Regions from separate parts of the Mus musculus genome. Here regions 1 and 3 are each linked to region 2. A link is a loop called in an ENCODE intact Hi-C map of the cell type or tissue named here. Cell type or tissue: heart. All regions are shown on one strand. Each heading gives the region's core, and the rest is flanking DNA. Links, peaks and the distances in the headings are about the cores only.

Region 1 (8,444 bases), core at 136-8,135, 98 kb after region 2:
GGAAGAGTTATGATTTGGAGTGTTTCTGCCAGCCGAAAAGGTCACCCCAGATCTCTAAAGTATTATATTTTTTTTTTGAGGAAATATGGATTTTTCTCTTGTGGCAGTCTGATCATGTTATATGTTGGAAGAGGATGAAAGTGGGCCTGGTGGGGGGATGGTTCTGTGACTAAGAAAAGGACGGCTCCTGCAGAGGAACCAGCTTAAGGTTCTCAGTGCCCACATGGCGGCTCACCACCATCCACAATTGTAATTCTGGGCTATCTGATGCCCTCTTCTGGCCTCTGTAGTCACTGCACACACATGGTGCATAAATGTGCCTGCAGGCAAAACACTCATATACATAAATATTGCAAAGGGAAAAGGACATAAATGACCTCTCGACTCTTTAAGCCACTGTTGACTGTGTTGATGGAGATGGAGCTGGTCTCATTAACAGCCAGGAGCCAAGGTGTTCCTTCTGAGAATTAAATAGCCAGTTGTTTGTGTTCTGTGAACATACTCAAGGAGTCCTTTCCATGCCAAAGAAGAAAAGCCTTAGCTCAGCACTACAGTCCTCATCTGTAGCCCTAGCTGCTCAGGGGGCTGAGGCAGAAGAGTTGCATGACCTCTAGGAGTTCAAGGTTAGCTTGGAGAACAACACAGCAAGATGTTTCTTGGAAGAAAAAAAAAAATCCCATGCGTAGTGTGGTAAACATCTAAAATTCCTACACTGGGAGACTTAGGCAAGAGGATTGAGAGATAAAGCTTGGGGCTAGCCTGGGCTACAGTTTCATCTCATCTCGGTGAATAACTTGGAGTTTCATGATCAAAAAAGTCAGAGAGGTCAGGCTGATTACGCTGCAAGAAGATAGTTTAGTTTATGCCTTATAATTTGTGAATTTTACAAACAGTAAATTGCAGGGCTCATAGGCAACAAGCTTCTATTTCTTGTATATAACAGGCATGTGTGCTAATCAGGTCCTGTATATACCAGGAATGTATACTACTCGGGTCCTATACATGTCAGGCATGTGTGCTAATCTGGTCCTGTAGATACCAGGCACGTGTGCTAATCAGGCCATGGCTTTAAAATGTTTATTAGTCATATACTATTGTTATGAACAAACTTTTTTTAGATTTATTTATTTTACTATCTTATGTGTATGAATAAGACTGGAGTCACAGACAGTTGGGAGCCGCCCTGTGTGTGCTGGGAATTGAACTGGGTCCTCTTCAAAAGTATCGAGTGATCTTAACCATTGAGCCAACCCTCCAACCCTCCCCTAGTCACATATCATATTTAAGCTATGGATACGGTGTGGCTTTATCCAGTGATGACGATGGAGTGCTGGTGAGCCCAGCTCAGCCTGTTCAGGTCTATAATTGTTATTATGTATGTGCTATAGTTAAGGGGAACAACCCGTAGGTACAAAGGGACCACTGTGCTTTCTCTCACCCTTTGCAGTGGTCTCTGGCCCAGAGATCCCCAGGGAAGCAGTGACCAGGGTCGTGCTTACGTCAGCACCTCCATCTTACCAGGCTCTCTAAGCTTCTTGCGTTCTGGGCGGCTTTCGTGCCTGACGAAGCTTCTTGACCCCTTCCCAGAGTAATGCTTACAGTCACGTGAGACAGGACATACAGACAGACCTTCCCATGGCTTAGTCATAGCAAGATGCTTAGCAAAACTCAATTTTAAATGATAGGTAACATGTTATGAGCTCACGAAATTATAAAACTTAACAGTGGATGTAGTAGCTACTGCTGCTCAGAAATAGTGGCAAGTATAACTAATATCCAGAGGTATTAATAGCAACTGGGATTTGCTACTGAGATGGCTTTAGTACTCATGAGGAAGCCACGGGCACTCGTAGTGTTGTGGTCCGGGTTGCCTACGTGCACCCACGGTCAGAGAAGATGCTGGGCCGTCTTCCGTAAATGTTCTGGGTATCTTTTGCTTTCTGTTCTGAGTTCACAGGCCCCTAGAATCATCTCAGGGGTCCCTGTTCTGCAGCCCTGCTTTAGAGCATTCCTCGGGGTGTGGGGTCATGCTAAGGCAGGGCCTGTCTGGGCACAGAGTGCTTTCTGAGAGCATATTTGTTTTCTTGCTCGTTTCTGAGCAAGCAGCAGGCTACACGATATTAATAAGCCCTGCTACCTCCCTGCATGCTGGGGCACTGCTCTGCAGGAACCTGCAGGTGTCTCCAGCCATGCCCTCATATATGACTCCCACCCCAACCCCAGATACTTAATTCTGTCCCATCGATAGCAGAAAGTGAGTCCTGGACTTGGAAGATCTTGGAGAGTAATGAGTATTCATTTGTGTGAGTGAGAAGGGAGTTCTCTGAATATCTACCAATAGTCATTGTCTGCCTGCTTTGCTGATTATATTAATGTAAATGATACCCATTTGGCTATTTCTTCCTGACTAGATAGTTGTTGGAAACAGTCCATGGAATGGCCACAGACCTGGGGTTTAGTCTGTAGAGACAATAGCTTTCCAGATTTCACACTAAATGAGATCTTATTAAAGTGACAGGGGAATAAAATGTGCAGCCAAAATTGATTAATTTATTTATTCATTCATCTCGCAAATATTTACTTAGCGTTTCTGTGCCAAGAATAATCTCTGATCCTCACAGGGTATGTGCCAGAGGTGGGGGGGGGGGGGTCCTGTTTCTGGAGGAGCCTCTATTCAGGTTCGCAGAAATACATGTAAAAACCTGTCACTGGCAGCAGGTTTTCAGGCTTGGAGAAGCAAGAAGTTAGGGAGAGAGGCACGGTGCTGGCATGCTGAGGTGTGAGGTGAGTCTGGGGGTGAGGAGAACAAGATGTGAGTCTCACGTGTTTTACAGAAAAGTGTTTCAAGAAGGTGTGACATGGGTCTGGGGAGAAAGGTCAGTTGGTAACATTCCTGCCACAGAAGCCTGAGCTCTAGACTCCGGTACCCCTGTAAACGGTGGTACAGAGCCAGGCACCTCTAATCCCAGTGCAGGAGGCAGAGACAGCGGGAGCCTCAGACCTGGCTGGCTGGCCAGCCTGGCTGAATTGGCGAACTCTAGGCTCAGTAAGCGACGCCATTGATAAAATTTGAAAGAGAGAGAGAGAGAGAGAGTGTGTGTGTGTCTCAGTTCTTAACTTCTCACGCAATACAAAATGAAGACAATCTGCCTATCATTTGTGTTGTATTAGGTAGGTATCAAGTGCAATCTAAAGACAATTCAAAGCCTGTGTGACATAGCTTTTATGCAAATACCACACTGTTTCCCATAAGAGAGTTGAGCACCCATGGGTTTGGAGATTCTGGGGTCCTGGAGATCCTGAAACCAGTCCTGTGAGTTACCTAGTAATGGCAACAGCTGGCCTCTATTGTAACAGGCTCCTTGAGGTTGGTGTATGCCAAGCGCACTCTAGGACACGGGACGACTCCCTGCTGGCTAGGGTACTGTGGCTAAGAGGCCTTTGTGGCTTAGGCTGGCATGGTCAGGGGAGACGGGGAGACAGGACTAACAGCATGTGGTTAGAGCAGTGTTAAAAACTTATGATGTTTCCCCTCTGGGGCCTGGGGGAGGTGCTTCAATAGTACTTTAAACGTGGAACTTCAATATGTGTGCCACTTGCCTGTGCATAAGGTGGCCAGCTTTCAAATTCCCTAGCCCAGATCCTGTGGTTTCAGAAAACACATTTTAAGACACAGAAGTTTCCTGTATTTTTTTACTTTTTTTTTTTTTCCTTAACCTGGCCTGAGTCTCAGTCAGCACAAGAGTGAGCGTGTGGCCCCGAGGCTGGCTTATGTGACACCGAGACAGTGGACACAGTGGAGAGCAGAAATTCTGAGCAAAGTATCCCACTGGCTCTCTGCAGAGATGGTCAGAACTAACGGGTCTATGCTGTCACCTAGTGGGAAGGACTGGCTGCTACACATATTTAAAAATAAATGAGCAGGGCTCAACCCCAGCAGAGATGAACACTGTGGTATTGAGTGAGCATGGTGCTTGTCCTGCCATGTCTTGTCAGCTTTCTTTAAATAATTCCGTATTTGTAATTGTAGTGGCTATATTTTCTGATCTTTAAATCACTGAAGTCCTCTAATTGGAGAATTTAATTTTGTGAACTGAAGTGTCTAAATAAAATCATATTGAATTATGCCCCCGGACACCCAGGCTGTACGGCCAGTGTTCCTAGCTCTAACCCCTATCACATTGTGTCATAGTATACCATTAAAAAAAAAAGACCCGTGCTTTCTTCTTGACTGTATAAAATGACATCCTGAAGAGATGGGGCAGGGGTAGACGTCACCGAGGTCCGCTTCAGTGACTCAGGATGCAGTACCTATCAAATTCTATGGCTTGAGATTTATTTTCATTTCCAGATCAGTAAGAGTTTGCATTTGTCTTCAAATTTGGATTTCAGCTATAGGTTTTTTACCTAAGAAGGCTCATCCTCCTAACCTCAGGCCTCTTTGGGTTTCACACTGGGCTGGGAGTCACCATGGTGGGACACAGAGAGAGCCATATCTCTGGGGCTTGCAAGACTGCATTTAGACCCTGCCCAGCCCACCCTGGCTTTACAAACATGTTAGAATACTTTCTCACCAGCCTTAGCGCCCTGTTTGTGAAATGGACGTTGTAATTGTCCCAGGATGGAATGATAAGGCACACAGTTGAAATTCATGTCTTGTGAGTTAGCTCCAGATATATGGAACTGCACTGTCAGTTGATTTAAACATTTTCTGATGCGCGAGCTATATAATACTTTAATCTTGCATTTATACAGAAACACATTCTAGACTATGTTGGGTTTATAGATGGTTGGTTGATTTGTGTACTTACTTTTCTTTATGATTTTGTATAGTTGAGTGGCTAACCGAGAATCTCATCACACAGACAGTCTGTATCTACCAGTTGATCCTGCTGTGGATTTCCTCCTGTGGAAGTGCTGTGTGAACAGGCAGAGATGTCTAGTACTGTGCAGGCCTTCACTCAGCATATTTATAACCTCCTTTTGATTTTGACGAGTCCCCTGCCCCAGCACTAGAGGGTTTAATGATGGGGGCATTGTGTTTCAGGTCTGTGATGAATTTAGGGTGCTCTATAGAGTGATGTGCATGTGGAGAGAGCGTGGTTAGAAGCAGCCTGGTTTTCTAAGCTTAGCTGAGCGTGGTGCTGAGAACTGAAGGTTTTTCACTCAATAAAAACACTGATGTAGCATGAATTTTTGTTCAAGTATCAATTATGAAAAAGCAAATTTACAAAATGCTGATCTGTCGTATTTGCGATGGGCCCCTCACTCGCCCCCCTCTCTCTGATTTGCAGCTTTACAAAGAAATTGAAATCTGTCCAAAAGTCACCCAGAATATCCACATTGAGAAGTCAGACGCGGCCGCTGATAATTACGGTAGGTTTTTATTTGTCTTTGGTCTTGGGTGTTTGTGTTTCCAGTTAAAGCATTTCATCTGTAAACAGAACTGAGCATATTTACAATTCAATAAGAAGCCCTTGGGGCCTGTTTTAAACACACATCTGGCTCCTGTGCCATGAAGTGCAGCTGAGCTATGAGAGACGCTCAACCCGGGCATGGGGGGCATGGGGGGCATGGGGGGCATGGGGAGGAAAGCCTCTGGCCTTCAGTCTCTTAACTTGAATCAGTGGGATTCTGCTGTCCTAAGGGGCAGACAGAGGGGCCACAGAGATTACTCAGTGGTTAGAGCACTTGCTGCTCTTAGAGGAACCAAATCGGATGCGAGCACCTTGAGGGGCTTACGGCTGCTTTGAACACCAGCTTCAGGCTATCCAGCACCTTCTTCTGGCTTCTGTGGTATCTGCAGTTCTGAGTCTCTCTCTCTCTCTCTCTCTCTCTCTCTCTCTCTCTCTTCTGTGGTGTCTGCACTTCTGAGTCTCTCTCTCTCGATCTCTCTCTCTCTCTCTTTCTCTCTCTCTCTTTCTCTCTCTCTTTCTCTCTCTCTTTCTCTCTCTCTCTCTTCTGTGATGTCTGCACTTCTGAGTCTCTCTCTCTCTCTCTCTCTCTCTCTCTCTCTCTCTCTCTCACACACACACACACACACAGAGTGGGGGAATGGTTGGGAGTGAATAGAGAGATAGATAAATTTTTTTAGAAGAAAGACATAGTGGGGATGGATTATTTTATTTTCTGTTGTGCCTGACGATGAAGGAAATATCCATTTCCTTATGTTGCCCTCTCTACCTTTCTCCACAAGGAAAGTTAAAAGGACTTGCTTTGTTGATGTGTAGTGGTACAGGTCTTTCAAAAACAAACAAACAAACAAACGAACAAAACAACCCCTGCCCCCCATACACACAGACCTGCCTGCTGTCATACTTTCCTATATGGCTGTCTACACTCTGCTATCATTACTGATATCGTTAGACTGCTGTTCGATTAAGCAGTAAAGGAATTATCCCTTGAGCTCAGGAACTGGGGATCTGGCGAGTGCTATGTTAGGAGAGGTAAGGGTCATTGGAGCCCAGAGCCCACAGCTGCCATTTCCCTCTCACACTCTCCTGGCTCAGACTGTTATTTGTTGTCATTTCTCCAGAGCCAGGCCTGGGGCAGCTGTCACCGGAGATGAGCCTGTGGCTTTTTTGCAGGGGGGAAACGGAGGAAGCAGTGAATCAGGTCCTACTCAGTGACAGACAGTGACAGCTCTCAGCAAATCACAGAGTCACCTACTTACAAAGGTGTTGATGTGCGTGGACCTACTGTGTGCTGGAGCTTACATTTCCTGGTGAAATGTCAAGACCACTGCTCACATGTATTAGAGATCTTTCTCTGAATGCAGTGGTTAACCTTTTAAGTGTTTGGAAACCCCCAAAGCCCTCACAAGGCAGCTGGTATCATGTTCCCTCCTCATCTCCTGCTGTGGGCAAATATCATCGTCTCAAAACGCTCATTAGAGAATTGTGGCCTAATGAATAGAACCCAATTTTGTCTCTCTGGCCACTTCTGGTATACCTTCACGCCGTTTACTGTTTGACCCTCCCCCGCCCCCAACCAAACATATCAGGAAGCCTGGAGGACATCCTTAGTGGCAGAGAATTAATGTTTATAAAGGGCTTGATATGCAACAGAAGTGTGGCCTCCGTGACGAAAGCCATAATTGGTGGCACTGGCATAAACAAGCACCGGCCCTGCTTCTACTTAATGTCTGTCGAGTGGGAGTCAGCCAGTGAGAATCTAGAAAAGTGAGTTCCCACGCTCTGAGACTCTTGGTCTACGACTGAGTGATCTGAGGAACTTAGAAACAGGCACTTGGCACCAAAACACCCCACACGCCTCCATTTTCCTCAGGGGACGAATTATAAGATGTTCCACAAGGGCCTAAAGTTAGAGATAGCACAGAGCTAGCTCTATGCCCTGTTCGTTCTTTTTCTCTACACAGGCATACCAATCATAAAGTTCAATAATAAATAAAAAAATCCGTGTGTGCATTTAGCCTCTGTGTTCATCTGTGTACCATGTGCATGCCCGGTGCAACCGATTGGAGGCCTGAAGAGGGTACTGCAATTAGAGATGATTGTGAGCCACCATGTGCATACTGAGAACCGAACCTGGATCCTCTGGAAACGTAGCCAAGTGCTCTTAACCACTGAGCCGCCTCTCCAACCCCTGATAAAGTTTAACATGTCAGGTGGACACATTGAGAGACTAGCAGCAATGGGTCATTATAGAGAACAGTTGCAAGAATGTTTTACGATTAGAGTTGAGAATGGGGCATGATAGCCACAGAGGGTGAAGCTATCTACGGGCACGGGTACAGGCGCTGTGTGCTTCAGAGATGTTTGAGGGGCTCAGGTTGACACAAAGCTGTTTGGTTTGCCTCGGTTTGAGCTTTGGGGCCACCAGTACTTTCACGTAGCTCACACTCCATTGCTTGGCCGCACCAAACTGATGGAAGAGGTTCTCAGGGGTTGGGGGGCCCAACCACTTGGTGTCGGTCCCTGAGCCTCACTCTGGAAAACCCTGCTGCATGACGGTGACCTCAGCTAAGCCAGTGTTTGGGCTCTTGTCGGCAGCAGCGCATTGGCAGGAAAGAATAGTCCCTGTTGTAGTTACTTTTCTGGTTGCTGTTAGGAAATAACTCTGGCAAAAGCAACCCAAAGGGAAGAGGGATTTCAGCTCACAGCTTGAGGGTGTGGTCCATCATGGGAGAGGGGGTAGGGTGGGGGAGGGGAGTCCTGGCTGCAGGGGTCTGAGGAAGCTGGTGCAGTTTATTCCAAGTTAGGAAGCAGAGATGATCACATTCAGCCTCCTCCTCATGCCATTCGTAAGCTAAGCCCAGAGGACGCTGCCACCTCCCCACCCCCTTTAGTTTGGGTCTGCCAACTTTGATGAACTCAGTCATAGGCTTGTCTCTGAGGTGATTTTAGCTCTTGCTAAAAATCCTGGATGGTTCGATAGCCTCTGACCTTAGAAACTCCCTTGGCATCTCGTGCAGACCCAGCCAG
Region 2 (8,444 bases), core at 256-8,255:
TTGAATTTAATCGGTACCAAAGGAAAGATCTGCGTCTCACGTCACATTTAGGGTTTATAAATCTATTTGAAGTGCTTGGGTAAAGGCATCATGTATTCATCTGTGTGTAAAACTAAAACCAGACTCATTGCCAAGTTTAATTTGTCAAGTGTTCTTAGAAAGAGGCAGCTCTCTAGAGAGTGTGAAGCTCATTTTGAAGCGCAGTGAGATCGTTCCTTGCATTTCTCTCTTTGTGCATGCTTCCCGTACCAAACACTCTGCAAAACCACCCCGTGCATGCGGTTCACGGCGGCTTTACTTAGAATTGCCCAAACTGGGAGGAGACCAGGATGTCTTTCTGTAGGTGGGCGCCTACTCCATATGATAGAGTATTATACAGTGCTAAAAAAAATGAGCAAGCCATGAAAAGACGTAGAAGAACCTTAGCTTCGGCTGTTAGGGACTGGGGAGCTGGGGGGGATGGATGGAGAGCTGGGGGATGGAGAGTTGATTGGGTAGTCTGGTAAATTCATGAAATGTGTTCTGCTCAACCCTGAAAATGTGCAGCTTCCAGAGTAATGAAGTCAGGGAAGGATTTGTGGTAACAATGATGTGGCACGTGGGTTCTTCCGTTTTACAGATGCCTTTCCTTAGTGGGTTATGTGGACAGAAGGGGAGGAGTCAGTTCTTAGAAAACAGAAAGTCTATGAAAAAAAAAATCTGTTCTTTGGCTACAAACCTAAAACAATCTATATAATAAAAATTTAAGGGCTGGCAGGATGGCTCAGTGGGTAAGAGCACTGACTGCTCTTCTGGAGGTCCTGAGTTCAAATCCCAGCAGCCACATGGTGGCTCACGACCATCTGTAATGGGATCCGATGCACTCTTCTAGTGTGTGTTTGAAGATAGCTGCAGTGTACTCGTATAATAAATAAATAAATAAACCAATCAATCAGTCAATCATTTGAAAAACAAGAAAAAAAAAAAAAAGAATTGTTTTTGTACCCCCAGAGTCGGGATATTTTGGTACCTTCTGTGTTAGCCAGACCTTCTGGGTTTGGGGGCGGTTAGAGTTGGTAGGGCTCTGATAGTGATTGAAAGTTCTGGAAACCTGTTCAGAGCTTTCCCTGGTCTTTGTGCCTTTTCAGGAGGAGTTTCCAGGGTCTATGTGCATAGGGCTCATGAGCATAGAACTGGGCCAGTGTGAAGATCTTCCTGCACCGCTCACTGGGAGGGCTTGTCCTTTACCGTCTGAAGCCAGCCTCCTGGTCCTCTGTGTTTACCACAGGCTTCATTCGTGTCACGCTCCAGTTCCAGACAGTGGAGATTCAGTGGGGAACAAGACTGGGAGGAATCTCTCTGCCCTCTTGTACCTGCATTGTGGTGAAGGAAGAGAGCATCCGCGCCATATGGGAGGTGACTGTGACCATGGAGATCAGAGAAGCAAGGGTTTGGAATAGAAGGGTTACACAGAGAGGACTCTTGTGGCGACACTATCAAGATGACCAGGGGCAGGGCATTGAGTTCTTCTGGTAATAAGAGGCCAGAGCGCTGGGCCTGTTATTTTCAGGGATTTTCATGGAGATCCCTGAGGCTTGGGCTCAAGGAAGAAAGTTGGGTGTGGTGTAATAGAGGCCTTTTGAGGGCTCTGGTCTAAGGGAGTCCAACCCGATTCAAGTGTTAATAGGCTCCGGAGTTGAGGGTAGACCAAGCAACTTCCTCGTTTGGACCACTGCTCCCAGCCGTCCATGTCTCTGAGCACTGATTACATTTTGTTATTGCGCACAGAACCAGATCCTCCGGTGCCATTGGGTCTGTGTTAATAAAGTTTAAGCTTCTCCAGGCATAAGCCCCTGTCTTTATAGTTGGTAAGAAAAGGGCTTTCATCATTTGAGGGGAGTTAGTTGAGGAATTCTGTAAGGAGTTCAAGGATGGATGAAAAATGCTTGAAGATAATCCACAGCTCTCTGAAGCCCAGTGTCCCTGTACCTTCCGATTGGCGAGCCGTCCCCTCCACCCTCGTCCGCCTCGCCCCTTCCAGCTCCAGGCGTGCAGCTGATCCTTCTCCACTGCACACGTCTCTTTCTGATTCTGGCAGCCGACTGGAAAGTTAACCTTCTCTCAGGAGCCTCATCTGAAATCACAGCCTGAAAACATGTGGTAGATGTCGGATGCCTTCAGAAATACAAACCTGGGGCTTTTTGGCATCTGACCTGGCTCGTCTGTTTTAAGTGGTGTGTAGTAAACTTGTCCGCAGATGTTAGTGGACCGGTCTGCTTTGAACAAAATAATAATAACGTTCACATCTGGCCCCCCTTTCATCTAGTGATCTTAAAACCCCAAGTGCGTCTTAATTGCCGGAAGGTAAGAAGGGCTAGAGGAAAATCACTGTAATAACGGCAGCAGAGACCATGGGGGGACGGCCTTTGGGGCCAGCAGAGTGACAATGACAAGCATTCTGCACCCCACCTTGCCTTTCATCTGGCCATAGAGGTTCTCTGCAAGTGTTGCCTGGTGAGAATGCCTTAGCAGACAGGTGCAGAGTGCCCTCTCACCCCAGCTTGTTAGCACTGTCCCCTCAGATGGCTTCTTCTGTTTTCTGCTTCCTCTGCGACCTCATGGGGAGTTCTGTGGCGAGGACTGGGGATGATGCCATGGCTAGTGAGGAAATTTGGTTTTCTTTCCAATCCTTTTGGTTTGATATTCAGGTAGGTAGGCAGCGCCTTTGAAATATCAGCTGCCGGTCCAGCTGCTAATAAGTGATTTTTAGTTAGTAGCCTGAGGCCTCCCTTGTACCCAGATGCCCTCCCTCCGGAACGCATCCCCTGTAAGTCGGGATAATAGAACAAGCTGGAGAGAGCCATTCCTTTCCCACAAAGGAGGCACGGGGCTTTGTCCATCAGCAGAGTCAAGCAGCACAAAAGCCATTGGGAAGTGGACCAGTCCTGTCCTGTCGTTAGCTGTGGGAAGTCCAGCTGTGGGCTGGTGGGAGGGGAGCTGGGCTCTTCCCTTTGAGATCAAGGGCTGCTGCCTGACAAGTGGAGAAAAGCACTTGGCAGGGAGTGAAGCGTATGCACACAGCTCAGAGGAGTGGGATGCTTGGGTTTTTAAACAGAAAACCTTTAGCTCCATTTACAGAACTCCCTAGCAGCTGTAGCAAGTGTGCTGTTGGTTTCACAACATAATATTCCCCTTCTTGACGGTGGTGTGTGGAAGCAAGCTACAGGAAGTATTGGAAAGGCAGGCTCTTCAGTGCTCCGGCGGATTCCTGTTTATTCTCAGTCTTCAGGGCACTAAAGGCAGACATGTATCTGTTAGCATAGGTACACGGTGGGTGAATGCTTGTTATTTTGGTTGGAGGTCCCTCCGGGACACAAGCACACTCTGTGACAAGACTGTTCTCTGAGTGTTATTGTCACATTGGTGTATTGCTCATCCCAATTTCCTTGTGCTGTGGGGGCCTCTGTTGGTGGGTTAAATAAATTAGAATGTCCCTTAAATAAATCTAGAGCAAGCCTAGAAATCTAGTCTTTGGGTAGTGAAATAAGTAGTCCCCTCCTTGCCCTGTGTTTTCTTCTCGAGCAGTCCCTTTGCTCCGGTCGATGTGGGGGAGGGGGCGAGGATGGACACTGTTGGGGACCGACTCAGAAGGTCAGGCACAGTGACAACGTGCCTTCACCAGCAGTGAGCCATCTCTAGCCTCGAGCCGGTGTTTATGCAGTACAGCTCACTTTAAAAATTCTCTCGTGGAGTGTTTGAGGGACACAGAAAAACACAGGGCGCCTCGAAATTTCAGAGGACAGAGTCTGCTGGAGGCCCAGATGCAGGCCCAAGGGCCCCTATGGAACGCGGTTTGTCCCATCTCTTTTTGCAGTTCTTTTTTGTAATCCCCGTCTCTCAGCAGTGACCCTCCGAGGTCACTTTCTATTCACAGTTCTCTATGGGATGAGGCCCCGTGAGGACGAAGGCACTGTCATCCCTTGTCACTGCACATCAGGGGTGATCCTGCTGAGCCCCGACTCCGTGTACCCCCAGTGTCATTTCCTGGCTCCTTATTATTTCAGAGACTCTTCAACTCCAGCATCCTTGGTGGAGGACACTCTTTAAAACCGTCTTGACTAATATTTTTTGACTACACTTAGAAGTATAAAGTAAACAGTATGCTGAACTATTTTTTTTTTTTTGGCATGGTAAAATATGCCCAACATAAAATTAGCCATTTTAAATGAGTGGCTGTGCAGTTATTAGCACAGCTTTCACCATCCCAGACAGAATTGTTTCGTTGGGCAATCCTATCCCACTTCTTATCCTCCACCCAACCTGCCCCAGGCCCTGCGAACCTCCGTCTTACATTGACTTTGCGAGCTTACTATAGTGGAAGCTGTGCGTGTCCTATTTCACTTAACACCCTGCCTCCAAGGCCCATCCATACCGTGGCATGGCTCAGAGACCTTGGTAGAATCACATTTTCTAATATGTCGAGATTTTGCTTTCTTTATCTGTGTCCACTTCCTGGCTGCTGTGAACACCAAGGCCAAACTGTCAAGAAGGACTAAAGACAGTCCTGTTATAAAATGGGTCGTGCACTTGAGTTTTCATTTCCCCAGAGGGCATACATACATACCTGTGGCCGAATAAGCATGCCCCATGACGGAAAATACACCCTATATCATGAACGATTTAAAAAGTGCCAGTCAAAATGACAGTGAGATACTATTCATAATCACTACAGTGGTGGCTTTTCCCTCACCATATAACTCTGCCTGAATTCCCACCCTGCTTCCCGGAGAAAGAATCTCAGTCTGTAGATCTGCCTGGCCTGGAACTCACAGAGACCCGTCTGTGTAACCTCCCAGGTTACAGGATTAAGGCCGTGCACTGCCATGCCTGGCTACATGGTAAATCTCTATGGATACTGTGTCACTATGATAGCGATGCGTGTGGAGTCAGAGGGCAACCTTGTGGGCTCAGTTCCCTCCCCCCACCTTCGCATGGTCCTGGGGCTGAGTGAACTTAGCTTAGATTGTTTGCCAGCACTGTGCCAAACAATCCATCCTGCCAGCCTGGTGTGCATGCGTGTGCTCATGTGTGTGTGTGTATTTTTGTTTCTAAACTGGAAAGTAACAAGTGTTGTTACGGGAGTGGGGAAGCTGGAACCCATGTGTACTTTGGTAAGACTGTAAGAGGGCAGTTACTCGGCAAAAGTTTGGTAGCTTCTCAGAATGGAGAACCCAGGGCCACCACACAGCACAACCTATACCCATGGAAGCGCTCCCCAAAGAGCGGAGAACAGGGATCCCAGTACATACTTGTAAATCAGTTGATTGCCTTCTGAACATGTGCTTTCGTTATTTATCAATCCCTTCTGTACAAGGGAAATATGTGTTGCCATCCAGGCATATAACCTCTCACAAACAAATGCTGTGGTCCACGTGTGCTGGTGTGAGGCTGCAGAGCCAACGGTAGAAAAGAACAAACAAATCATAAACAGAGTAGCTAAGGAACAGACAAAGCATAAACAAAGGTCCCACGATTGCTGTGTTTAGACTCTTAACCGGACCCATCAAGATACAGATCCCACACTCCTCCCTCCCCTGTATTCATCTGGAGCCTACTTCCTTGTCCTAGCCCAATGTCAAATTCTTGCCAATATCCCAGAATGCGGCACCAAGAGCTTTCCTCAGTGTTGTGGATTTTAAAGATGTTTTTATGATTATTTATGAGGGGGGGGCGCATACTCACGGAGTAAAGCCCCTTTTCCCCCCTAGTCAGGGTGGGCAGATCTCCCTTTAATGGTATTGCTTTCAATGATCCTCTAGAAAAGCCCACAAGAGAGCGACAGGGAAACCCTGGTGCTTTTGATCTTTGGTATAGCAGCAAGAACAACATCTATGACCTCGAGGGGATGTGGCACCAGGAGCTGTCGTTTCCATATTGAGCTGCAGTGTTCTTGGTGCTTACTGTCGAACGGGTTTTGGAGGTGCTCATTCGTGGCTGCCAGCTGTTAAAGGCATTTTGTTATTTTTGAAATTGAGGTTTGTCATGGAAGTTGGGGGCCAGAGTCTTAAAATAGTTTGTCAGACCACATGAACAGAAACAGGACTTGGGCCGTCTTCTGGGATTCCCTTGTTCAAGGGCTGTCTTTTGTATAATAACGAGCACATCTTTGTATTTCACGGTGTTAGAGTTTTGATGTTAAAGTTTGCTGTTTTGAGCTGGAGAGACGGCTCAGTTGCTCTCCCCTTAGGACCCTCGCTCTGTATTCCTCATACACCTTGAGCAGCTCACAGCCTGCTGCAACGCCAGCTCCAGGGGATCTAGCGCCCTCTTCTGGCCTCTGTGGGTCTCTGCACTCAAGCAGTGTGCACACAATAAAATAGACCATAGTAGAACATGCCTTTAATCACAGTGCTTGAGGGGGCAGGTGAACATGGGTGACTGTGAGTTTTGAGGGCAATCCGGTCTGCACAGAGTTCCAGGCCAGCCAATTAGTCAATCAATCAGTCAGTCAATCAGTTGATACATACGTCACTAAAATATGAAGAATTTAAAGATTGGATTTGCTGAATTGAGATTTCTAAAAACTGGTTAAATAAATTCCAGTTTCTGATTAGGACAGAATTTCCAACACCTTCAAAATGGCTCTAAACATACTTCTAAATTTTTTTTTCTAGTGCATATTTATGCAAATTAGCACACACACACACACACACACACACACACACACACACACACATCCCGGTCTTATGGTTACTATTGCTGTGATGAAACACTATGACCAAACAACAAGTTGGAGAAAAAAGGGATTATATGACTTACCCTTCCATAGCACTGTTTATCACTGAAGGAAGTCAGGGCAGGAACTAAAGCAGGCAGCAATCTGGAGGCAGGAACTGATGCAGAGGCTGTGTGTGTGTGTGTGTGTGTGTGTGTGTGTGTGATGGGGCATGCTGCTTACTGGCTTGCTTTCCACGGCTTACTCAGCCTGCTTTCCACGGCTTACTCAGCCTGCTTTCTTACAGAACCTAGGACCTCCAGCCCAGGCTTGTGTCTCCTACTTGGGCTGTGTCCTCCCCCATCAATCATCAGTTATGAAAATGTCCTACAGCCGGACCAACAGCCTGACCAGATGAAGGTATTTTCTCAGCTAAGGTTTCCTTATGAGTGGCATGTCAGGTTGATATTAAAGCAGCAAGCAAACTCCCAGATTATACAGGCTCCTCCTGCTCCTGCTCCTCCTCCTCCTCCTCCTGCTCCTGCTCCTGCTCCTGCTCCTCCTGCTCCTCCTCCTCCTCCTGCTCCTGCTCCTCCTGCTCCTCCTCCTCCTCCTGCTCCTCCTCCTCCTACTCCTGCTCCTCCTGCTCCTGCTCCTCCTCCTGCTCCTCCTCCTGCTCCTGCTCCTCCTCCTGCTCCTGCTCCTCCTCCTCCTCCTGCTCCTCCTCCTGCTCCTGCTCCTCCTCCTCCTCCTGCTCCTCCTCCTGCTCCTGCTCCTCCTGCTCCTCCTCCTGCTCCTCCTCCTGCTCCTCTTGCCCACTAGAACTATGGCAGAATAAATTTAATTATTTCCCACACCTTTGACCATATACTTACATAATGGGTCACATTAATCTCACCTGGGGAGCAAATGGTGCCCAGGGAAGGCTGAGGAGAAGAATACCAGGTTGCACTTGTAATTGGCTTTCATGGCGGAAACAGCATTGATGGTTTAACAGAGCTGGATGCTCTCCCAGTCTAGGATCATCTGGGGAGAGAGATCTCATGAGGTGTTGTCTAAATCAGATTGGCCTGTGGATATCTGTGTGTGTGTGTGTGGGGGGGGGTTGTCTTGATTGGGTTAATTCATGCGGGGAAGTGGGCAGCAGTATTCCCTGAGTTTGGTTCCTGAACTGTGTGAAGAGTGGAGAAAGTGGGCCGAGCACCAGGTTGCACACAGCCATTCTCTGCTCTCGGCTCTCTGCGGATGTGGCGAGCGGCTTTGAGCTACTTAATGCCCTGTGGATTGTGTATTCTAAATAGAACTGGTAGGATGAACACACACGGGTGGGTGGAGGGGGAGGTATTGATTAATTGATTGATTGATTGATGAGATGTTGAGATTAAAGAGGATTTATTAGTCTGGCTTTTAGAATGTGGTCCTGGTAGTCCAACAATGGAATGGCCCAGAATCCTGCAGTAGTTCAGTTTATGGGCTCGGCTGGATGTTTTAGCATTCCCAGTAAGGTGCTGGATGCTGGAGAATTCCTGGGGAGCTGCTGGTCTTCAGCTTACATTGGAATCCTGAAGTTTGACTGGCTGCAGCAGCAGGATAGATAAACTTGCTAGCAAAAGCAGTTTCCATCTTGGAAATCCATCCTAGGTGTGTGCCCAGCATCTTAAATTTACTTGATTTCAGATGCAGAGATGCAGGCAATTGGAGAATCGGGATTAGACATCACAGTCTGTAACCTGGAACTGTGAGCCGAAGA
Region 3 (8,444 bases), core at 245-8,244, 240 kb before region 2:
AGGCTATGAACAGTGAAGTAATTTGGCAAAGCCACCCAGTTGGTGAATGCACTGGCATTAGAACTTCAGGAATACACTTGTATATACTCACCTTCTTCAACCACTGCCTTATGAAAGCAGGTTTTATTGGGTTTTCCCAGGATTATAGACCAAATATGATAATACAGATTTGACATAAGAAATCACATCTTCTTATTGACAGGTACCCAGAATGCTCAGATAAACTGCCAAGCATAAAAGTGCTGAGAAAAGATGAGCTATCCAAAATACCAGAAAAGCTAGCTCCTGATCATCAAAGGTCCCAGAACGATGGCTTAAGTGGCCAGCAGGTGGCAGCAAGGTTTCACTGTTGTCTTGAGCCCAGACTCGCTGATCGGTCCTTCAGAATCCACTAAGACACAATGGAGACAGTCACTCCTCCCCTCCACTCCAGCCTTCCTAGGGTTGGATCTTAAAGATGAGTAGCCTGGATCTCTGCCTCTAAATGTGTGCTTTCCGCGAACCTTGAATCTCTAACAACAAAACATTGCTGGGTGTGATGGCGCACACCTTTGATCCCAGGACTCAAGGAGGCAGAGGCAGGTCTATCTCTGAGTTCAAGGCCAGCCTGGTCTACATAGTTTCATTTCAGGACAGCCAGACTCTGTATAAAGACTCTGTATAATGTATATTGCTGTGAGGGCTCCTTTAGAGAGGGAGCACTTGCTGAGATTGCCGTCTTTACATTACAATAGGAAAAAAACAGAGGCAAAGGCAGGGCCTGTCTGTGACAGAGGCGAGCCAGATTTATATAGCAAGTTCCAGACCAGCCAGAGCTACATAGTGAGACCCTGGTAAACAAAACAAAACATCAAGAACAACAACAACCCAACAGGTAGATCTTCTTGCTAACAGTGAGGCTGTGAGCCTCTGGATTTTCTTGAACTGTTTATTCAGTCATCGACCAGATTTCTGGAACGGTCAACTTTTCTCACCAGGAGCTTATTGGTGACAAAATTTTCACAGGAAATGTAGTCTATCCTGGATGAGTAATAAAATGTGACAAAATGCAACTGAGTCATTTTGAAGTGTAAAATGACACACACTTGACATTTAATATATGCCTATTATATGCGTGCATTATTTTTGTGATTGTTAGATGTGTGTGTGTGTGTGTGTGTGTGTGTGTGTGTGTGTGTGTGTGTGTGGTGAGATCTGGCAAGGCCGTAGGCACCACTCTTAACCCATTTGCCCGCTCCTATACAGCCTCCATGCTTTAAGAAGGGAGTGCTTTACTCCCACCTCGCTGTGTGGTAAGAACGTTCCCAGGGATGCAGCTCAAGGCTTCATGCTCGCAAGCACGCCAACTGACCTATATGCCCAGCCCTGCAGTGATGCTCCAAATTGGCCGCCCTGAGTGTCTTCACTGTGAGTGAGCAAACTTCTTCACAGGCATGTGCTCTGTCAGTGACCTTCCTCAATAAGCCCGACCCCTAAACTTCCCACCACCTCTCCGTAGTGCCACGGGAGCTTTAGAGAACCTAAGAGCCAGGCCACACCACTGGTGTTTGCTTCCTTTTTTTCCTCGCATTTGAGATGATTGTGTATGCAAACTCGAGTCAAATGGTCAGCTGAAGCCTTCAACATAAGTACCGTCTGTGCGTGCGTGCGTGCATGTGTGTGCGTACGTGCAGTGGGGACAAACTGCCGGACTCCGACCTGCGAGCCTGGCTTCCCTTCTCAGCGTCTCAGATACTAACAAGATGGATTCATGGTCACAGCTGTAAAATCTTCCAGACGATATTAGGCCCAAACCTCCTAAATCTTTCATGTTCCATCGTGTGATCTCATGTGTCTTAGTCAAAAGGTTATGTTTTCGGGAAATGGAAAATTGAAAGCTTAAATGTGGCAATTATGGAACTGGAGCTTTTTGTGGGGGGCCGGGGTGGGGGAAACAGGGGTGTTCTCTGAGTAACAGCTCTGGCTGTCCTGCGTGCTGGGATTAAAGGTGTGTGCCACCATGCCTAGCCGACCTGGAGCTTCTTAATTACCTATCAAATCTACTTTGAGAAAATAAAACAGTAGTTTATGTCAGTCTGTGTAAATGACCACAAATAAGCTGAGTGTGGAACCCTGATACCCACAAGTCAGACAAAACATTTCTCTTCCAATCAAGTCTGACCCTCCCCCTCCTCCTACCCCCTCCTCCCCCTTCTCCCCCACAAGATTTATTTATTTATATATGTGAGTACAGAGTGACTGTCTTCAGACACTCCAGAAGAGGTCAGAGGGCATTGGATCTCTTTGCAGATGATTCTGAGCCACCATGTGGTTACTGGGAATTGAACTCAGGACCTCTGGAAGAGCAGCAGTCAGTGCTCTTAACCGCTGAGTCATCTCTCCAGCCTGACCCTCTCCTTCTTATGTATGTCTTTGCACTTTGCAGGGAGGTTGTGTACTTCTTAAATTGAAGCATGGAGCTGGGCTGTGGCCAGCCTTGGTCTCTTCTGCCCATGTTGGCATGCACTGAAGCCTCCGCTTTCCTCGCTCGGTCTGTGAATTGCCGTCGTTCCCTGATTCTTTGCTGTTTTCTCTGCTCTGTTTCCTTGTTTGTTTAAGGCAGAGTCTCATGCACCCCAGGTTGCCCTCGAGCTTGCTGTGTAGATGAGGAGGACAACCCTGACCTTCTGATCTTCCTGTCTGCTGCACACCCCAGTGCTGGGATTATAGGCACGCACTAGCACACCTGGTGTATGGGGTCCCTGCACCACTTTCCATGGCTGGGGTGGGCAAAAGGAGAGGATGAGATACCGGCTGTAAAGGAATATTCCAGATGGTTGAGCTGATTCAGAGTTCTGGGTGGATTGGAATGGGGAATTTCCACAGCATTGAAAACAGGAGCCTTTAAAAAGGAAAAATAAATAAATAAATTGGACAGGGTCTCAGTGACCCAGGCTGGCCTTGAACTTCCTGTGTAGCTAAGGATGACCTTGAATTTATGATCTTCCTAAGGGTTGGGAATATAGGTGTAACACCAAACCCAGTTTATGCGGTGTCAGGGATTGAAGTCCACACTTCATTTATGCAAGCATTCATGTATGCACTCTGTCACCTGATCTTCATGCCTGGCTGTTTGTAGGAATTTAAAACAAGGTAAGAGTGATATGCCTTTCTTTTGTTTCTTCCAGTGTGTGTGTGTGTGTGTGTGTGTGTGTGTGTGTGTGTACATGTGCGCATGTCTGCTTCATGTATGTGTGTGTACATGTGTGCATGTCTGTTTCATGTATGTGATCACCCATGAGCATGTGCAAGTCTGAAGTTGATGTCAGTGTCCTCAATGGCCCTTCCACTTTATTTGCTGAGGTAAGGTCTCAGTCATATGCTAGCATGCCAGTGTGCTTGCTGAAGGATTGGTTCCCTGTCTCTGTCTTGCAGTGCTGGTTGCTGCTGAGATGTCAGTTTCTGTGATCCAAACCCTGGTCCTCACGTTCAGATGGCAAGTACTTTAACCACTGAAGCCTCTCCCGGCCACTGATAGCCTTCTTTACCTTCCGGTAAGGACAGTTGTGTGTCTCCACCATTTCTTATTCTCTGCAGAAGCTGACAGTGCCTTGTATGAAATGGAGCCTCAGCACTGCTCTGTGTAAGATAATGGGCTTTGTTTTCTGTGTGCCATCTGCAGCAAGGCAGTGTCTGGTACCTGTCGCATACCACAGGAGACAGACATGCCACAGGGGAAGCCAGTGGTTAAAATGTCTTATTCCGGGCTGGAGAGATGGCTCAGCGGTTAAGAGCACTGACTGCTCTTCCAGAGGTCCTGAGTTCAAGTCCCAGCAACCACATGGTGGCTCACAACTATCTGTAATGGGATCCAATGCCCTCCTCTGGTGTGTCTGAAGACAGCTACAGTCTACTACTCATATACATAAAATAAATAATTAAAAATAAAACATCTTATTCTCTATCGGGCAGATGAAATTGAGCGCCAGCTTTGCCCCTGCGAGCCTCTGTTGATCTGTCTACAAAGTGGAAAACACCAAAGCATCTACCTACCCAGTGGTTACTGGGACGACCGAGATGCTCGTGAGCCTGGCTCGCGGGAGGGTTTTGTAAGCCTTGTGTTCAGTCAGGACTGTGTTTTGACTTGCACCACAACTGTGTCCCGCTCCAGAAATACGCTGTTTTCCTTTCAAGCCTCTAACGGCCAAGGAAGAACACTGGGCAGCGCCTGGAGTTTTCTTTGGCATATTTAGCTAACACACTTGCCCAGTCATGATACAGAGCTGACACCTTCCAGGGGTAGCTGTCACCATCACCATCACCATCACCATCACCATCACCATCACCATCACCACCACCACCACCACCACCACCATCACCATCACCATCACCATCACCATCACCATCACCATCACCATCACCACCACCACCACCACCATCACCATCACCATCACCATCACCATCACCACCATCACCATCACCATCACCATCACCATCACCATCACCATCACCATCCATCACCATCCATCACCATCACCATCACCATCACCATCACCATCACCATCAGAGGACGCTTTCTTGGCTCTGCTGGTGTGAATCCAGTGGCCATTGAACTCTTGTGATTTCTTCCCATGGTTACAGCATTGCTGTGGCTTGCTTGACCTTAGACTTGCTTCTGTTACTGGGTTTGTTTAGCAATTCGATTCAGAGAGGATGAAAACCTGCAGGAGAGAGCTGTTTTACAGGAGAGCCCTCATTCCAGAGACACGGTAGAGTGGGTAGGGAGAGGCACTGTTACCTAACACCTGCAGAAAGGGTGGAGAACCTCTGCTCCCCGCACCTGGAGCATGTTGGGACAACGACGAGGCTTGGCAGTTGGTGGCAGGTTTCCACTGGCCATGGTAAAATAAAAGGAAAAGGAGGCGCCCAGATAAGGGATTTACACTGCCAACCAAGTGTGCCAACTCCACCTGGCCTCAATCCATGGGCAGACTCTGCCTGGTTTAACAGAGAGTCTTCGGAAGAATTCTAAGGTCAGCTCTAGATCAAAGGGAACGGTCTTTCAAAGTCAAGAAAATAAAGATGTGAGAATGGTCCGCGATGCCAAGCAGTGGGGTGGGGCTTGGCCAGGGAGCTAGAAGGGCTCCATATGACGTAAGCGTACATCCTGTGCTAACCTCCACCTGCCTCTGGGTAGAAGACAATGGGTGCAGCTCGCATACGCTGAGGTTTGTTACAGCGAAAAGACTGCGGTGTCCTGGGAGAGTGAGGGATAGATGGAAGGAAGAGTGGAGGTCATCAGACCAAGACCAACAAGCTAGCCAATTATGGTCCTTTCCATTTCAGTGACAATTGTGATAGTTATTACCATTTACATTATGGGAGAGAGAACGGGACTCTCTTAGGATTCTCTGTCTCATCAGCGAGAGAATTTAAGGGCAGACTCAAAAGAAACCTTGAGGATGATTTTATTAGAATTTAAAAGAAAAACTTGAGATGGCAAGCTATGAGTCTTGACAGACACGCGAAGAGGAAGGTGGGAAAGAAAGAGAATGAGTCATGGCATTTGAGTTAAGCTGGCTTGCAGGTCAACCACGTGGTGGGCAAGCAGCCCACGGTGGAGAGGAAGCAGTAGGGAAAGTTAGAACTCAGGAAGGTGGACAGACTGACTCAACAGAACCTCATCAAAGCTCTGAGGACAGAGGTTCCAGGATGGAAAAGTATGTCTCATTAAAGGGGTAATTATCCCCTGTGCCTTCAGCACAGCTTAAAGTGAACTCCCCCTTCTTGAGGGACACCTAGGCCAAGTGACCAGCCAGCCCAGCTGGATAACGCATGCATTGGCAGCTTGTAATGTAAAGTCTCTACCCAGGCCGGAGAGAGTTTACCCTGTTGGGCTCCATGGAGCCCCAGACGGGGCTATGGTAACAACCTCTAGGATTTTGATGATCATATTTAAGTATCACATTAGGTGGTCTCCATGGCTGCTCCTTACACTTCTTGGAGTAGTTTTTTGTTATATTTACCAATTTATCTACAAGTATATGATCACTCAGGCTATAAAGGCTATAAAATCACAGTGACCTTATGTTTGCAATTTCTCTGGTGTTTAGAAGAGCCTGACCTCTGCTCCACACTTTCTGGAGCCGTCCCCGGAGAGCATCAGAATGCTAGAGAGGCTCAAGTCAGAGGACAGGGACACTAGGCATCGACAGGCTCAGACCCTTCTGTCCTTGTAACAAATGCTGGATGGCTCTGGACCCTCATCTGGGGACACCAGAGGGCACTACCTACCTGAAAGCTCTTCTTGGGGTCTGAACTTCCTGCCAGGCATCTTCCTAGCAGGAGTGACCTAGGAGCCATGCCCTTGGAGACCTGAAAGTCATGGACAGTCCTATATGCAACCCAGACAAATGTGTGCCACTTTAAAGCTCCTTGGTTTTGGTTGAATAAACGTCAGGCCCTGAAGCTGACTAAAGTCAATTGTTCCTCTAGATCCCTGCCCCGGTTCTTCCTCAACTGCAACAGTGGCTGGCCTGGAGAGGTGCTTACCAACCCACTGACGTGTTTGACTCTCCACTCGTCATGTTTTCTTAGCCCCTAATGACTGCCAACCACAGGCCCAAAAGGAATATGTTCAGGCCCTTCCCCCTTTCCCTTGTTGGCCCCTTATCTACCCCAACCTGTACGTAGATGGCAAGTTCTCCAGTTCCTTCAACTAGAGATCTCCGCTCCAGCCTGCCCCATACCCTGAATTCAACCTGTGTTGCCACATTTGCCCATTCCCTTGTCTGACTTTCCTTTCACCAAACCCTCACAGAGCTTCAGGTTCAGGCCCTAATGTAGGAGGGTTACTATTTTACTCTAAGCAACATATGCGGAGTGGAGAGATTGCTAAGGTCAGGTCTGGAAAATCCCTCTGCCTCCATAGGCAAATAAAACTGTCAGATTTAGCCGGGCAGTGGTGGCGAACACCTTTAATCCCAGCACTTGGGAGGCAGAGGCAGGTGGATTTCTGAGTTCAAGGCCAGCCTGGTCTACAGAGTGGGTTCCAGGACAGCCAGGGATATACAGAGAAACCCTGCTCGAAAAACCAAAAAAAAAAAAGTCAGATTTGAGAAGGTTCAGTAACTTCATGGCTCGGCCACCTCTGTCTGAGCCTGCGTCCCTGGACTCGAAGCTCCTCTGTCTGAGCCTGAGCCCCCAGACTCAGCTCCTCTGTCCCACGGGCTGCTTCTTGACACTAAGCCCCTGATGCTTTTTTCCGACACACTTCTCCCGTGGAGCTGCTCTCTGTTGTCTGACTTTTGTGGATACCTTTGATGCTTCTAACTCTTCGCTTCTAACTCTTGCTCTACCCTCTAAGCCGTTCGCTCTCATCCCGTACATCTGCTGAGGAACAGTGGACAGACTCCACACCTCCCTGTTCTCTTCAGGCTTCCAGATCACTGCTATGACAGAATGAGGGGACTCAGGGTGTAAAATGGAGGCACTGTTTTTTGTTTTTGTTTTTTCCCTAGCCTTTTCTCTCCAACTCCCTAAGACCCACAAGAAAAAAAGTGAGGAGAGAAAAAACATTAGTGAAATAACACTTCAGCTCATAATAGTTATATCAAAAGCATCAGTCCCATGGCAGGGAGGGTGTGGGGGTTGGCAGTAGGGGAGGAGGGAGGTTCGTAACTGGTCCAAGAGCTGAGGGTGGCTGTCGAGTGCTCAGTCTTAAGTGGGAAAGTTAATCCCTTCCCTCAAGGCTTAAGACACATGTGGGAGAGGAAACAGAAAGAATGTAAGAGTTGAAAGATGCCCAAGCACTCGGGAGGCAGAGACAGGCAGATCTCTGAGCTCCAGGCCAGCCTGGTCTACAGAGTAAGTTCCAGGACAGCCAGGGCTACACAGAGAGACCTTGCCTGGCGGAGAGTGTGGATGGGGAGCTGTGAAATGGTGTCTTCTGGACATGACATGGCTGTCATACTCATGATCTTATAGCAGCTCTGCTTGCCTGCACAAGATCAAACCATTCACTGTTCCAGCATGGATGGCGGCTGGGTTCACACAGACCACTTCTAACTAAGGAGCTATTGGCAGTTGATGGAGACTTCATTTTCTCCTGGGAGATGGCTGCTGGTAGGTTGCCTGTGCGCCAGCAGATAATCCTATACCCATGTACTCCTGTACATTTGGGCTGCACAGCTGGAGTCGGTGATATATTTGGTTGTGGTGAGACTTTTAATTTCAGCACTGAGGAGGCAAGAGGTAGGTGGGTCTTTGTGAATTTAAGACTAGCCTGATATAATATAGTAAGTTCCAGGCCAGCCAGGGCTACATAGTGAGACCCTGTCTCAGAGAAGAGGAGGGTATTGAATAGATAGCTTGTGGGGTAAGAACTCTGGCTGCTCTTCCAGAGGACCTGGCTTCAATTTTTAGCACTCACATGATGGCTCATAACTGTCTGTGACTTCAGTTCT

The links. Hi-C counts contacts between places; a loop is a spot of excess contacts. Peaks named below come from ENCODE experiments on the same cell type or tissue, not always from the same donor. Only the 100,000 strongest peaks of a DNase experiment are listed, where the experiment ranks them.
Region 1: it touches region 2 in a loop (2.2-fold over the local background); 5 of 42 quality-filtered maps call a loop at or near these places.
Region 3: it touches region 2 in a loop (2.8-fold over the local background); 6 of 42 quality-filtered maps call a loop at or near these places.

The regions. Positions count from the first base shown.
Region 1 is chr16:89,840,185-89,848,628 of GRCm38, reverse strand. It overlaps Tiam1 (T cell lymphoma invasion and metastasis 1), which reads left to right. Exons shown (of 28, transcript NM_009384.3): 13 at 5,295-5,376. Among named protein-coding and RNA genes, the nearest start is that of Gm52239, 50 kb to the right of the region's middle. In heart, for the core only: CTCF peaks have their summits at 283 (motif pointing left) and 3,876 (motif pointing left); a DNase peak (open chromatin) is centred at 8,068; H3K27ac peaks cover 22 bases.
Region 2 is chr16:89,938,774-89,947,217 of GRCm38, reverse strand. The region is part of intron 2 of Tiam1 (T cell lymphoma invasion and metastasis 1); the gene reads left to right. Among named protein-coding and RNA genes, the nearest start is that of Tiam1, 18 kb to the left of the region's middle. In heart, for the core only: a CTCF peak has its summit at 3,448; no DNase peak of the experiment used is centred there; H3K4me3 peaks cover 353 bases; H3K27ac peaks cover 807 bases.
Region 3 is chr16:90,178,298-90,186,741 of GRCm38, reverse strand. No RefSeq gene overlaps it. Among named protein-coding and RNA genes, the nearest start is that of Gm35714, 21 kb to the left of the region's middle. In heart, for the core only: a CTCF peak has its summit at 321 (motif pointing right); DNase peaks (open chromatin) are centred at 361 and 4,961.